2 separate regions of the Homo sapiens genome follow, and region 1 is linked to region 2. The links are chromatin contacts, found by Hi-C or POLR2A ChIA-PET in ENCODE. All regions are on one chromosome and are shown on one strand. Each heading gives the region's core, a stretch centred on a gene start or an enhancer-like site at or near the end of the contact. The rest is flanking DNA. Distances are from core to core; before and after follow the strand shown.

The links. Hi-C counts contacts between places; a loop is a spot of excess contacts on that map. ChIA-PET counts read pairs that join two places held with the same protein, here RNA polymerase II (POLR2A). Pooled maps may share reads with other maps.
Region 1: a loop to region 2 is called in a map of PC-9, with 2.7 times the contacts of the local background. The contact joins two enhancer-like sites. A Hi-C loop is called at or near these places in 2 of 168 maps with a recorded cell type or tissue (PC-3 and PC-9) and 1 of 50 pooled maps. POLR2A ChIA-PET finds 5 or more read pairs at or near these places in 2 of 52 experiments (WTC11 and activated B cell).

The regions. Positions count from the first base shown.
Region 1 is chr5:143,310,209-143,316,942 of GRCh38, forward strand. NR3C1 (nuclear receptor subfamily 3 group C member 1) reads right to left here. Exons shown (of 9, transcript NM_000176.3): 3 at 3,794-3,960; 4 at 1-5. Among named protein-coding and RNA genes, the nearest start is that of NR3C1, 90 kb to the right of the region's middle. Within about 2 kb of position 4,628, at least 5 of the 41 ENCODE cell types and tissues checked have a DNase peak (open chromatin) inside an H3K27ac peak, as active enhancers do.
Region 2 is chr5:143,180,374-143,187,446 of GRCh38, forward strand. The region is part of intron 20 of ARHGAP26 (Rho GTPase activating protein 26); the gene reads left to right. Among named protein-coding and RNA genes, the nearest start is that of ARHGAP26-IT1, 8.6 kb to the right of the region's middle. RefSeq lists enhancers at 2,960-3,119, 3,440-3,489. Within about 2 kb of position 3,183, at least 8 of the 41 ENCODE cell types and tissues checked have a DNase peak (open chromatin) inside an H3K27ac peak, as active enhancers do.

The DNA.
Region 1 (6,734 bases), core at 3,378-5,877, 130 kb after region 2:
CTGTCCTATATGGAATAAAAGGCACTATTAAAGTTTCACAGGTCTTCAAACATATTTTATAAGGACAGCCTCTGTCTTTGTTTCCGGTGGAATATAACCAAGACACCCACAGGTATTGCCTTGAGGGAATGTTCTTGCCTACATTGCCATTATGAGGTCGAGAGGTCAAAAACAACAAAAAGAGTCTCCCTTTTTCTGTTCAACAAACTGAAAACAGTGCAATAAAAAACCTTATTGCAGTATTCACATATAAAAAAAGTACACAAATCAGTGAACCATTTAATAAATTTTTACAAACCAAGAACCTTTATGTAATCAGCTCTCAGATCAAGAAACAGAACAGTACCCCAACAGGCCCCCTTTCTGCCCAATTCCAGCCAGTACCCACCAAGGGTAACTACTTTTTTGATAAACTGTGTTTTACACAGTTTGATAGATTATGTTTTTTTATTTTTATTTTTTTGAGATGGAGTCTCGCTCTGTCGCCCAGGCTGGGAGTGTAGTAGTGTAGTGGCATGACCTCACTGCAACCTCTGCCTCCCAGGTTCAAGCAATTCTCCTGGCTCAGACTCCCGAGTAGCTGGGATTACAGGTGCACGCCACCACGCCTGGCTAATTTTTATATTTTTAGTAGAGACAGGGTTTCACCATGTTGGCTAGGATTGTCTCGATCTCAGGACCTCGTGATCCACCCGCCTCGGCCTCCCGATGTGCTGGGATTACAGGCATGAGCCACCACGCCCAGCCAATAGATTGTGTTTTAAACAAATAATAGTTTGGGGTAGATGGTTAACTGTATCAGGTTCAATTCTTTGTAAAGAATAGGCCACAAAATTGACCACTAGACTATAATTCACCTTTGTTCAGAGCTGCTCTCCAATGCCAAATATCTGTACCAGCTGTTTCAATTTCTTTTTGTACTCTATAAATATCCTAGCTTCTTTACTTGGACAGAAAATGGAAGCACTAACCCAATTCTATCCCCTATAAATCAAAAGTACGATCAACAGATACATCTATTGATGAAGTGGTTATAATACAAAAAAGTTATACCCTATAAGGAATCTCTAAATCACTGTCCTACAGTTACTGGAAGAAAAAAAGAAAAAAAATCACCCACTGCTAAAAATGAAAAATTCCAAAGTTTTGTTTATATCCAACTGAAATGTCAGGATGTGCACATTACGCCAATCTTGATTTCTTTATCCCAGGTATGTCTTGTGCACAGCTAAGACTCTGAGCTATAGGATCAGAGGCAATGTACCTTCATAAGTTAAAAATAGCCCTTTGTGGTTATTAGCATGAAGTTGGACAAGTCTATCTATCTGTTCCTTATCTATAAAATGAGGAGTTTTAACTAGTATTCACTATTTCATAACACATGGCCACGTACAACTAATAGTCATTTCCTGTCAATCCATTCATTCATTCCTTGACTCATTTATTTATTTATTTTTAGACAAGTTCTTGCTACGTTGCCTAGGCTGGAGTACAGTGGTGTGTCATAGCTCTTTGCAGCCTGAATCTCCTGCTTTAGCTTCCTGAGTAGCTGAGACTACAGGTGCGATGCCTGGATAACGTTTTTTTTTTTTTTTTTTTTCCTGTAGAGACGGGGTCTCGTTATGTTGCTCAGGCTGGTCTCAAACTCCAGGCCTCAAGCAATCCTCCCATCTTGGCCTCCCAAATTGCTGGGATAATAGGTGTGAGCCACAGTGCACAGCCCATTTTCCTTGAGCCACAGTGCCCAGCCCATTTTCCTGTCAACCCTTCTGATAAGACAATGAGATATCTTATTTTGGAGTTCCTGTGTCTTCTACTACTTGGTAAATTCCCTTTCTAACTAATAGAAAGATGAGTCTTCAAGTCAGCTGAAATTTTGTGACTTTGTTTTGTTTATATGGTATTCATTTTTGTGGTTAAAGTCTATTTTTGGCAAATAATTCTGGTTTTCTATTTATGGTGGGTGTGGTAGCCAGCCTCCCAAGATGGCCCCCAGTGATCTCTGCCTCCTTGAATGCATGGTCTTGTGCAGTCCCTTTCCGTCCTTTACCAAGATTGGTCTGTGTGGCCAATAAAATATGGCAGAAGTGATGGCATGTTACATGTGAAATCAGATAATAAAAGACAATAGTTCTGCTGCATTGATCACATACTCTCTTGGATCATTTGTTATGGGGGATGTAAATTATAATGCTACTCACGTTACTCCACAGAGACCACAAGGATGCCAGCTTTGGCTAGTGTAGTAGTCCCACCTATTGATTAGAGTCAAAAGTAAAGCCCACCCCTGCCTAGTGTAAAGCTCTGAATAAAGTGCAACAACTTGCTGATACCCATATTATACTATGCCAATTTTGAGGGATAATCTATAATTCTAGCAGGTATTAAGAATGGAGTGCTAAGTGTAAGATATTTTCAATTCACAATGGGTTTATCTGGAGGCAACCCCATTGTAAGTCGAGGAGCCATACTGAATGCGTATCACTTTCCCACCATCATAAAAGTTGAAAAATCGTTAAGTCAGGGACTGTCCGTATTATTATTATCACTGCATTTATATCGTGGAAATACTTAAGCAGTTAAGAAAGTGAGGAGTAAAGTGAGGACACGAAGACGCTTCTGTCTTCTGCGTATGTGTTAAGTAACATCCACTTTATTAGGAGCAATGCACAAAGCAGGGCTGGGCTTTACTTTTGACTCTAATCAATAGGTGGGACTACTACACTGGCCAAAGCTGCCATCCTTGTAATCTTTGTGGTGTAATATGAGTAATTTTATAATTTGCTAATGTATTAAAAAGTAAAACAAAAGAAAATGACTCATCTAACTCTCATGGATATGCAAACACAACATGAGACAAATAATAATAATCCTCATACAGTGAATGAATAATTGTTTCTTTAAAAAATTAATATAATCAGAGCTTTAGGCCAAGCTACTTTCAAACTGCTTTAGAAATAACTAAATTATATGACAATTTTTTTCCTAGAGGAGTCACTGGTAGTATTAGGACATTTTAGACTCTCTTCTAATAAATTTGCTATGGAATGAATTTCTCATTCTTTAGGGAGATAATGCTGTTGCCCTGTCAGCAGTCTGAATCCATAACAAAGTAAGATTTGTGTTAATACAACATTTATATAGTGAAATCAGTTTCTCTAAAATACCTTTCCTGACCTCCTCAGGCCGAGTTTCTCTCTCCCTCATCTATATTATAATCTCTGTACCTTGTCATTGTTAACTCATCTTTCACTTCAGTGGAGTGTGACTTCCCAGAGGGTAAGGATCAGGTCTTATTGGTATTTATACCACTTAGCACAGTGCCCTGGCTTAATAGAAAAAAAAAATGAATAAGAAATGAAATGAATATCTTTTTTTTTTCCTGTCACAGTTCTCACTGTGACTCATTTTTGCCAGGCCAGTAAAGTTGGTGACTTTGAAACCTATTAGCTTATGGAAGTTAAAGCCCATGTTTCTAATACAATGAACATTATGTTATGCCCAAACTTAACACCATCATTTCATATGATAGCACTTTCTTATAGTGTTACCTTATGCTCCCTGACCAAACTCCCAGACATCAACTTGTACTTTTCTATTTTATTCTAGATCTTTTTGTATTGTTGTTTTAAATACTTTCCTGCCCATTAGAGGACCTAGGAGCCACCCTCCTCTCCCCTCTTAACTGATATTTAGCCTTTCATGGGCTTTGCATATAATGGAAATTTCAAAATCCACCCTGAGAAATGAAAACCAAGTAGAGGAAAAATAAACTCTTCAAAACACACACTACCTTCCACTGCTCTTTTGAAGAAAACTTTACAGCTTCCACAAGTTAAGACTCCATAATGACATCCTGAAGCTTCATCAGAGCACACCAGGCAGAGTTTGGGAGGTGGTCCTGTTGTTGCTGTTGAGGAGCTGGATGGAGGAGAGCTTACATCTGGTCTCATGCTGGGGCTAAAGAAGGGGAAGAACAGTGTTATGATTTAACTGTCAAAGGAATATCAAAATACAGTTCTCTTAGCTTCTCACTTCATAGTCAGAATGCTCACAGTGAACTCTGGCTTCAAGTGCTAGCAGGCACTAAAATATCCTAGCTAAATATATTCAAATCATGTTATATTCTTCTTTAAACAAAATTAAGAATGAGGTCATTTCTTTTGAAGTGTCTCCAAAATAGAATGGTGTGGTTCTGGTTCACTTCTTCTTCTTTTTTTTTTTTTTTTTAGATGCTTAGGATTTATTTTTATAATCACGTTTATTAAGGTGTCACATACAGTAACATTTACTGTTTTCTAAGTCTATAATTTATGGTTTTTGTTAAATGAATATTCATGTAACTACTATCACAATCAGGAGAGAGGATATTTCCATCATCCCAAAAAGATGCCTCCTATGCCTTTAATTGCTTAGGCCATAATTTTTTTCCTAATTTTAAGATCTTATACAGGCATCTTTTAAAATTCAATCAAGTGTCATTACAATTCTACCCATGTTTCCTACTAGAGTCAAAATTTTTTTACAATCTTAAAGTTTTTGTCCCATGTCTCTAATTCCTAATGTCATCTTGGCTGAAACCACAATTTCATATGACTCAGAGAAGACTGATCCAGAAACATTTTCTATAACCTTCCTGTCTGGCTTGCAGTAAGATTGGACAAAGCACTAGGCTTTCAAAAGTGAGTTCCATTCTGCCCACTCCACTCTATGACTGTTTGGCTTGAAGAAGAAGACAGAAATGTGAATCTGCTTCTCTTACTAGGTCTCTAACATTTTTCATAGTCTCACCACAAAGAGTGCAGGTCTAGTGATTATTAGCTGTTTAAAAGATAATTTGTTGTTTTAAAAATTTTCAATCTCAAAAAAAATTGGAAAGAATTGTACAATGGATATATACTTTTCACCAATATTCACCAAGTCTTAACATTTTGCCACATTTAATGATAAAGATATATTTTTATAAACCAATGAAACAGTGATCTTTCTATTACTGGAGGAAAAATTAATTATTGCATTTCATATTACATGACACAATGGTTTTCAATGTTGTATTTTCCTAAGGAATTTTCCTCTTACGTGCTGACTTTAGAACCAAAACTGTATTATGCAGCTAAAATGATTTTGTAGCCTTCTGCTTGTAATTAGAGACTGCCCATTCCATTTTTGGTTGTGTTCTTAAGCAAATCTTCAAAAACATGGATGCTGGCAACCTGTTGATTCTGGAATTCTACATATTAAAGTCCGTTTTGCTTATCATCTATACAAGTTCATAAATATACTAGTACCTCTCTCTAAACTTTTCTTAATTTGCCTTTTCTCTAAAAAAGATGGAACTTAGAAATAAACTTAAATTGGGTGTTCGTTGTCTCTGTTATTCTTTATTATCTCTTGCTTTTATTTATTTCAGCCAATAACAGTAGTAAGTCTCAATTACAAATATGTTTAAACTAATTCACAGAGCAAAGTAACTTAAAATTTTTTTCTAGTTATCAATCTGGTTAGAAATTACATTTATCAAGTAATGTAGTTTGTTGCTAATGTTCCGTTTAGGAATAAAAGTTAAAAGGTAATAATAATGGAATGACAATTTCTTTTATAAATGTTACCTTAAGTAATTAAGCCAGTAAATCCAAACGATCGCCCTAAATTCTATCTTCAAATGAAGCTTCCTGAATCTTGCCAACTGCCTGCTTACCTAACAGGCTTAGTCAATAGGACAGCATTCCCACCACCCTAATTCTGGGAAAAGGCCCCAGGGTTTCACATTGTTCTCTGAACACTGTTAAGAAGAATTTGTAGATGCTTCCGTATTACAAGGCATTCATTCCCTGCTAGATTTGGGCGAGTGGACTGACTACACGTCGAAAGCCTGTAACAGAATAACCTGAAATGACTCTGCTGTAGGTCCGGCACAGGCCACCCCTGATTAATGGAAACTTGTGACTAATGTAGAGGAGCTGCTTTGGGCCAGAGTTTTCCAGAGAAGTAGGAAGGTCCTGGAACAGTGAATGGTGCGACAATGTGTTGGGGAAGCAAAAACTCCTCTGGCTTCTATTCTGAAGATACTCCTATTCTTGCTCAGCCAGTCTCTGTCACCTGACATCTATTTTTAGGGACCAAACAGTTGTTTGTATATTAGTTTACAGAAAACGAGTGCATTGTTTAAAGGTTAGGACAGTATTCTGTAATGTTTACCCCATTAATTATATATACACACATATGCATATATAGTATGTATTTATATTTTAAATAATAGTTTGTAGTACTTCGTAGTTTTAGCTCTCAATAACCCTGTGAAAATGACATCATCACCCCTGGATGCGGTCATACGGGCCGTGGCAGGTGGTTCATCAGGGAGCCTATCTACGGTGAAGCTGACATATTTTAGATCCCAGCTGTACCACTTCACAGCTTCTGTTACCTTGGGTAGGTATCTACTACTTTGACCCCTGAGTTTCCTCATCAGTAAACTGGGAAGGATATCACCTGTGTGTGTGTTGTGAAAATAAGGTAACACATAGAAAATCTACTACAAGTTCCTGCTTCTAGCAGGCACTCAATACATGTTCCTTTTTCTTTTTCAGGAACACTGAAGATTTTATGAGTAAGTATTATATAAATGGAAGGTAGTATTAAGTCTAAATCCTAGGACCGTATTCCCAAATTCTTAGATATTACAATGTATGCAAAACATGTTCAGGCCACTCAACTGTAAGCTACAGATGACAAGG
Region 2 (7,073 bases), core at 1,933-4,432:
TCAGCCTCCCAAAGTGCTGGGATTACAGGCATAAGCCACCTTAAATTCTCTTCTTAACTCCAGTTGATCTTGTCCCTTTCTGTAGTTCCATTTATCAGCAACATATCTGTGTTGGTGCATTTTGTCACTGCTATAAAGAAATACCTGAGACTGGGTGCTTTATAAAGGAAAGAGGTTTAATTGACTTACAGTTCCGCATGGCTGGGGAGGCCTCAGGAAACTTACAATCATGGCAGAACGAGAAGAGACATGTCTTATATGGCGGCAGGCTAGAGAAGTGTTAGGAGCGAAGAGGGAAGAGTCCCTTATAAAACCATCAGATCTCATGAGAACTCACTATCACGGAGCATTCACCCCCATGATCCAGTCTCCTCCCACCAGTCTCTCCCTAGACATGTGGGAATTACAATTCAAGATGAGATTTAGATGAGGACGCAGCCAAACCATATCAATGCCAAAAACCATATCCCAGATCTCCTACCTGTTCTTTAGGCCCATCTACCCAAATGTCTGCCAAGCCAGTTGACTGTTACACATGAATGGTTCCCCTTCCTCCCCTGCACCCACACCTGTGTGTCTCCCTGTTTCCATGAATTCCATCTGGTGCATGGAAACCTGGCCAGCTTCCTTTACTCATCACTGACTTCTCAACAATGATCAAGACCTGTTGATTCTGTTCTCACAGCAGCCTACCAGTCACCATCCCCACTGCCACCACCTCAGCCCAAGCCTTGGCCATCTGGCCTTCCTGACCCTTTTTACTGGCTCATTCTCTACTCTGAAACCTGTGGGATTGTTCTACCATGCAAGCTTGAACACAGCACTCTCCTGCATAAGAGTCTTTGATGGCCCCATGGATACTATATACTCCTTAATCCTTTTATTAACTGGGAGGCCTGGGTGACCTACTCTGGCTTGCCATTGCAGCGTCTGTTTACACTCTTTACTTTGACCTTACTGTACTTGTTGCACTTCTGCAACCTTGCCCTGTTTCCTCTCATCTCTGGGGAACACTGTGTTCTTAAACATCACTTCCTTCAGAAAGCCTTTCCTGCTTCCCCCTCCTTACACCTTCCTCCTCCATGCTCCCTAAACTTGATGGGAGAACTCTCGCGTGTTAGGGAAGCATCATCCCCAGTGGGGCACTTATCAGTGTGTTGTCATCACCTGGTTATTTGTCTCATTCTCTGTGGGCCATACCTGTCTTCCCAGTTGTATCTCCTCAGTGCCAAGCACAGTGGCTGGAACAGAGTGACAAACATTTATTTATACGTGACATGAATGAGTAAACAAATGAATTACACCGGAATAGATTTCTGGACAATTCATTTTGCAAAAAGAGGAACTTTAGCTCCGCACTTTGGAGATGCCAGTGTCTTTGAGATGTTAAGGACTTTTTGTTTTGTTTTTGTTTTTTAATTCTTTAACTATGTTACAGGTTTAGCAATGCCTCCGATTCAGGAATTTGTTTAAAACCCCCCAGTGGCTTAGAGCTGCACATAGAATAAAATCTAAACTGTTTCTCATGGTCTACATGGTCAGCCATTGTTTACCTGACTTAACTAACCTCTCCGACTTCCCCTGACACGGCTGCCTCCCTGGCTTGTACGCTCCTGTGCTTATTCTTGTCCCCGTACAAAGCACATCCATTCTCGCTGTGAGGCCTTAGCAGCACCTGCTCCTGCTGCCTCAGAAGGTTCTTCCCTGATCCTTACATGCTATAGCCTGCCCTGACCCTTCTGTCCCCACACCCATCACTGTCTACCACATCACTCTGTGTTATTTCCCTAATAGTAGTAAGAGTTGACAACTCTTACTACTCTTACTACTGTTAACTCATCTCAGCTACTATTCTGGAGGAACACAAAGCACTCGGCTTTGGTGCTAACCCACTGGGAGTTGGCCTTATCTTGAACAGTTGCAAAACTCATCCACAGTTCATCATCTGCTGAAGAGTGGCTTGCAGATGATGAACTGGGAAACTCCATAGGTTTCCCTCTGAAATGTTCTTGCCCGGTATTTCACTCGTTTGTCTCTCCTCATGACACTAAGCTCCATGAGAGTAAGGCCTGTCCTGTCTTGTGTATCACAGGATTCTCAGCACTTAGGACAAGACCTGGCTCTGATGCTTCCTAAATATTTGTTAAGTGAATCCGTTTTAGTTTAAAAAAACAATAAAACTTGGTTTGTTGATAAGCTATGAACTCCTTTACCCAAACCCTGTCATTAACATGGAAGATGCACAAGATCATTTATTGTCTACTCTAGCTAATTGGCCTAGGAGATAATTCACATAACAATTGATTTTTATATACTCATAGCCCTGAAATTTCCTGGCTATAAAGACAAATCCCTTGCTCTATGTGTGTGGTGGCCTGGCCATGCCAGTTCTCTTAAGTAAACAGTCACTCTGTCGTTATCCACCCAATTCTCAAAATCAAGCCCCATGTAAATAGTCATCTCCATAAATCCTGTCAAGAAAATTAATTTTTAGGGTACAGTCATTGGTTTTATTGTAGTCCTCCTAATCCTGTGTGACATAGATCCTTTGGAAAGTTGGTGCTACCAGTTGGGAAGTGCCCCAGCAGGCCCCGTGGTTGTCTGGCTTTGTTGACTGTCTGAATGCAACACGTTGACAATGGGTTAGCTGCTTTGGTTTTAGGGTTATTCTCCTTATGCCTCATGCAAATGAAAAGTGGCAAAAAAAAAAAAAAAAAAGAAAAAAAAACCTCATTTCCTTTCCTAGATAAGGCCTGTAGGGGAATTTCGGCTGTTCTTGGTGGCAGTATAATCTCACAAAAGATGTATAAACACAGTGCTTTGCCAAATATTTACAGAGCTGAGGGGCAAGAGGTGGGTTGGCATAGGGCCAGATTAAAATGTCCTGGAAGGTTTTCTGTGATTCCTCAGAATGCCAAATTCATATACATGGTCTCCTCACCTGTGAAATGGGGCTAATGGTAGGACCTGCCTGCTGATCTTATCGTGGGGATTGAGGAGATAATGAGAGCCGTGTGCTCCGTGACCTGCCTGGTAATAAGCCTTCAGTAAATGTTAACTCTTAGTACTATTAGCTCATCTCAGCTACTATTCTGGAAGAACACAAAGCTCACAGCTTTGGTGCTAACCCACCGGGAGTTGGCCTTATCCTGAACAGTTGCAAAACTCACCCACAGTCCATCCTGTGCCGGGGAGCAGCTTGCAGGCAACTCATTTCTTGAGCTCTTCCCTGCCCACACGTACTGTGAGTTGCCAAGAAAGCAGCAGCTGCATTCACCAGTGGAAATTCCCCCGGGGCCTCCTCGGACGCCACCCCTACCTCTGGTTATGGGCGAAGGCGTACCAGGGGAATGGCTTCCTCCACCAACTCCTTAGTGTCTGATGTAGGTCTCTGACTACCAGTGTGAGTCCTGTGGCTCCTCAGCAGTGTCTCTGCGCCTGTCTCTGTCGTGCTCCTAAGCAGGCAGAGATGCTGGTGGAGAATATAGTAGAAGGGACTTGGGGAAGGACTCCATTTTCTTAAGTTTCAGTAGAAGTTTGGATAACCTGTAGTTTTTAAAGATTGATGCTCCTGCCTTCTTTCCTCTCCTCATGGTAACCAAATGGTTTGAAGTTCCCTTTGCCCCTGTTCAGAAACTCTGACCCTTGAATAAAGGGGTAAAGTATTTAGATTCTGAAAGTTTCATGGGGGAAAGGGGTTAAGGGAAAGCAGTGTATGTGTGCAAATGCTGACAGTCTGAATATTACATTATCTATTTCAACAAATAAACCTTGGACCAGATCAGGCTATCCAATACAGAGACAACATTGATCTTTCAGGAGGGATCTGCCAAGTCTGAAATGCCAGCTGTCCCTTCCTGCCCATTAGGGGGTAGAGAATGCCTCTTTTGGACTAGCTGAAATACTCATTACAAATATTCAGGCCTCCCCCTAACCTGAATTAATGTATTATTGCTTATCCTTTTGTCTCTCCCGTAAAAACATGTATAAGGAGCATTCCCTGGTGATTCCCTGAGGGTTATGGAGGGACATTTTACCTGCCAGAGTGTCTCCAGCATCACAGCTGGAGGTGCCGTGGGTGGGGGTCTGTGTGCCTGTGTGTGTGCAGCATGTGTGTATCTACTATATAAAAGCTCATTCATTCCCTTGCTATAATTCAGTGTTCAGACTCAGCTTGCTGACTGATGGACTGGGGGAAGCCAGTAATTCTTAATTCAGGAGAAGAGGCTAAGGGAGAACAAATCTACCCTCCTGTCTCTCATCGGCCCCCTTGTTCTGAAACACTGCAGTGGTTCAGAGAAGTCCCCTCTTAGAGCTTTCATTTCTTTTGGAGGGATGGTTTGAACCTAGACTGGATCTGCCCCATTTTTGCCTTAGCAAGTCTTGATGAGTTCATTGGACAGAGGCAACAAAATCCATATACTCAAGAGACTGAAAAAGGGGAGAGGAGGGAAGGAACGTGTGTGAGGCCAAATTGCCCCACTGGGGGTGGGATTATAAAGGAGTGCGACCTTTCTGGCAATACGTGTTGTAAGCCTTATGATGGGCTTATATTTTGACTCAGCCACTGCACCCCTAGTATTTATCAGAAGGAATTAATGAGAGGTCTATGCAACAGTGAGTGGATTTTTACCCCTGTATTATTTACTATAGTAAGAGAAATAATTTAAATGTCCAACAATACTGATGGTTGGGTAGTTTTCACACAGCCATGAACTACAATGCAACTACTGAAAATTATATTGCTGATAACTGTTTATTAATATGGGGATATTACATAACAAAACTACTTTGTTGAAGAAAACAGAGTGAAAAAGTATGTAAATTATGGTGTCATTTTAATGCACAAGATGAAATATGTATGGATACATATATACACAAAGAAAGGTTCTAAAATAGTCACTAATGTGTTAACTGTGGTACCTGGAGTAGGAGTACTGATAAGATTGGTTTGGTTTTGTCTTTTGCCTGTTGTTTTTTAACAATAAGTATGAAGTCTTTTTATAGCTAGAAACAACAAAGTTTCTTTCTGTATTAAGAAAAAATTTCTGCATTAAAAATATATGTTATGGGGCATCCCTCCTTTTTTTCTTTTACCAAAAACGAAGTAGAAAGAAAGTAAGCTGGCTCTGAATATTTGAATTAAGCAGAGCCCTGGAGTCCTCCTTGTTTATTTTTGCTTTTCCAAAAGCAAATTTTTCCAAAAGCAAAAAATGGCTGCACACACCCTAAGGCTATTTATTTCCTTCCTTAACTCCACTACTTTATCCGGTTCAGCAAGTATCAATCCTTGCCATTCTGTCAAGAGAGCACTTTCTGTTTACCAGACACGGTGCCCACCTCTTGATGTATGTTAACTCCTGCAGTCCACACAAACACCCTTTAGGGTAACTTTTACCCTCGTTTTCAAAAGAGGGGAGTGAGGCAGAGTTGTCACAAGGCTGGCGAGCAGAGGAGTGAAGCTTCCCAGCCACACTCTGCCTGCACTACCCCTCCCTTGCTTTCCCACTTGACCTTGCATCCCCGGTGGGAAGTTTCTCACTGAATGTCCTCTAGGCCTGTCTTCCTAAAGGAGCCATCCTATTTAAAGAGCCAGGATTTAGCTTCTCTGCAGAGATGAGGGCAGGGAGAGAAGTAAGAAGTTAAGAGGCCATGGCTCAGAAGGAAAAGGAGGGAGGAAAGCTATTGCAATGGCCCACCTGCCACCCTCAAGAAAGCCATTCTCAGAAGCCTAACATTCAAGGATCCAGTCCAGCCTACCTTGTCCAGCTTAGGAATGGGAACTGTTTGTCACTCACCTTGTGGAATATTATAATATCACCTTGTAGAGTATTATAATAAGAATGAGCAGTGCCATCTCTGGCAGCATTTGTATGAAACGTTATGTCATGCTGCTTTTAAGAACATGGAGTCCAAGGATAAAGCCAACCCCAAGGAGGAAGTAATGCCCTGTGACTCTGTCCCTTTCCCCCAACCCTGTCCCCACTCCATCTCCACATGGGGCTCCTAAGAAGCCATCCACAGCAGTGCCTAGGGACTCAGACTCCTCACTATGCCACCATCAGTATGAGTGTGGACTGGGAGGTACTGATTCTTCCCCATCTTCCCAGGCCTATTTGCTACAACATCAAGCCTCTCTTTGATAACACCAGCTTTTCTTTGAGCAAACCAATGGAGAAACAGACATCTCCTGTTTTCCTGCCCTGAAAGAAGAGTCTGGGGCTTACTGAAGTTTCATAAATGAGCCAGAGCTCAGGATTGACACCTCCATGTGAACATGAAATTTTGAGCTTTGGGCACAGGTAATTTGATACCTGTGGACCTATTTGCCACTGGTAATACAACCTGAGCACCTATGAACTTGTCTGTGAACATTTTCCATTGGGGAGCTTTGCTGTGCAGACACAGTGACAGGGCTGTGCTAAGACAGGAAGTAATCCTAGAATGAAAGCTCTAGAACCTGAGATGTAGTACTTTTTCTCTCTTTCCATTTGGTTGCATGATGATGCAATTCTGTCTTCATTTTCACTTCTGTGTGGATCAGTGCCTTAGGATTTAGAGATGGTACAAATACCAAGTCCTTAAATCTACTCTTCATTTTAAAATAAAAGCAGCATTTTTTCAGGACAAGCCAAGCATATTCTAATTATAACAGCTACCATTTAGTAAACACTATATGCCAGGCTTTAATATACTAAGTATATTGTATATATTATCTCCTTTAATTATCACCAATCCTATGAGGTGTAAGTATTATTAATGATCCCCATTTTGCAGGCAAAGAAAATGAGGGACACAGAGGTTAAGTTGCCCAGGGTGACACAGCTAATAAGTGGCAGAGCCAGTAATTGAAGGCTATCTGACCCTAAACTCCTGCACTTAACTGTTAATTCAGTATTCTTAAGAATATTGTTTTCTTTTAGAAATCTGCTTATCAAGTATGACAAGTTTTCTCTGAAAACAGATAACCCATGAAACTATTGAGAAGCTTCCAAGCCATTTTTTCCTCTTTTCTATTTAATGTGTATTTATGAGATCATGGAATGGCATTTCACCTGTTTCAACAGCTTCTA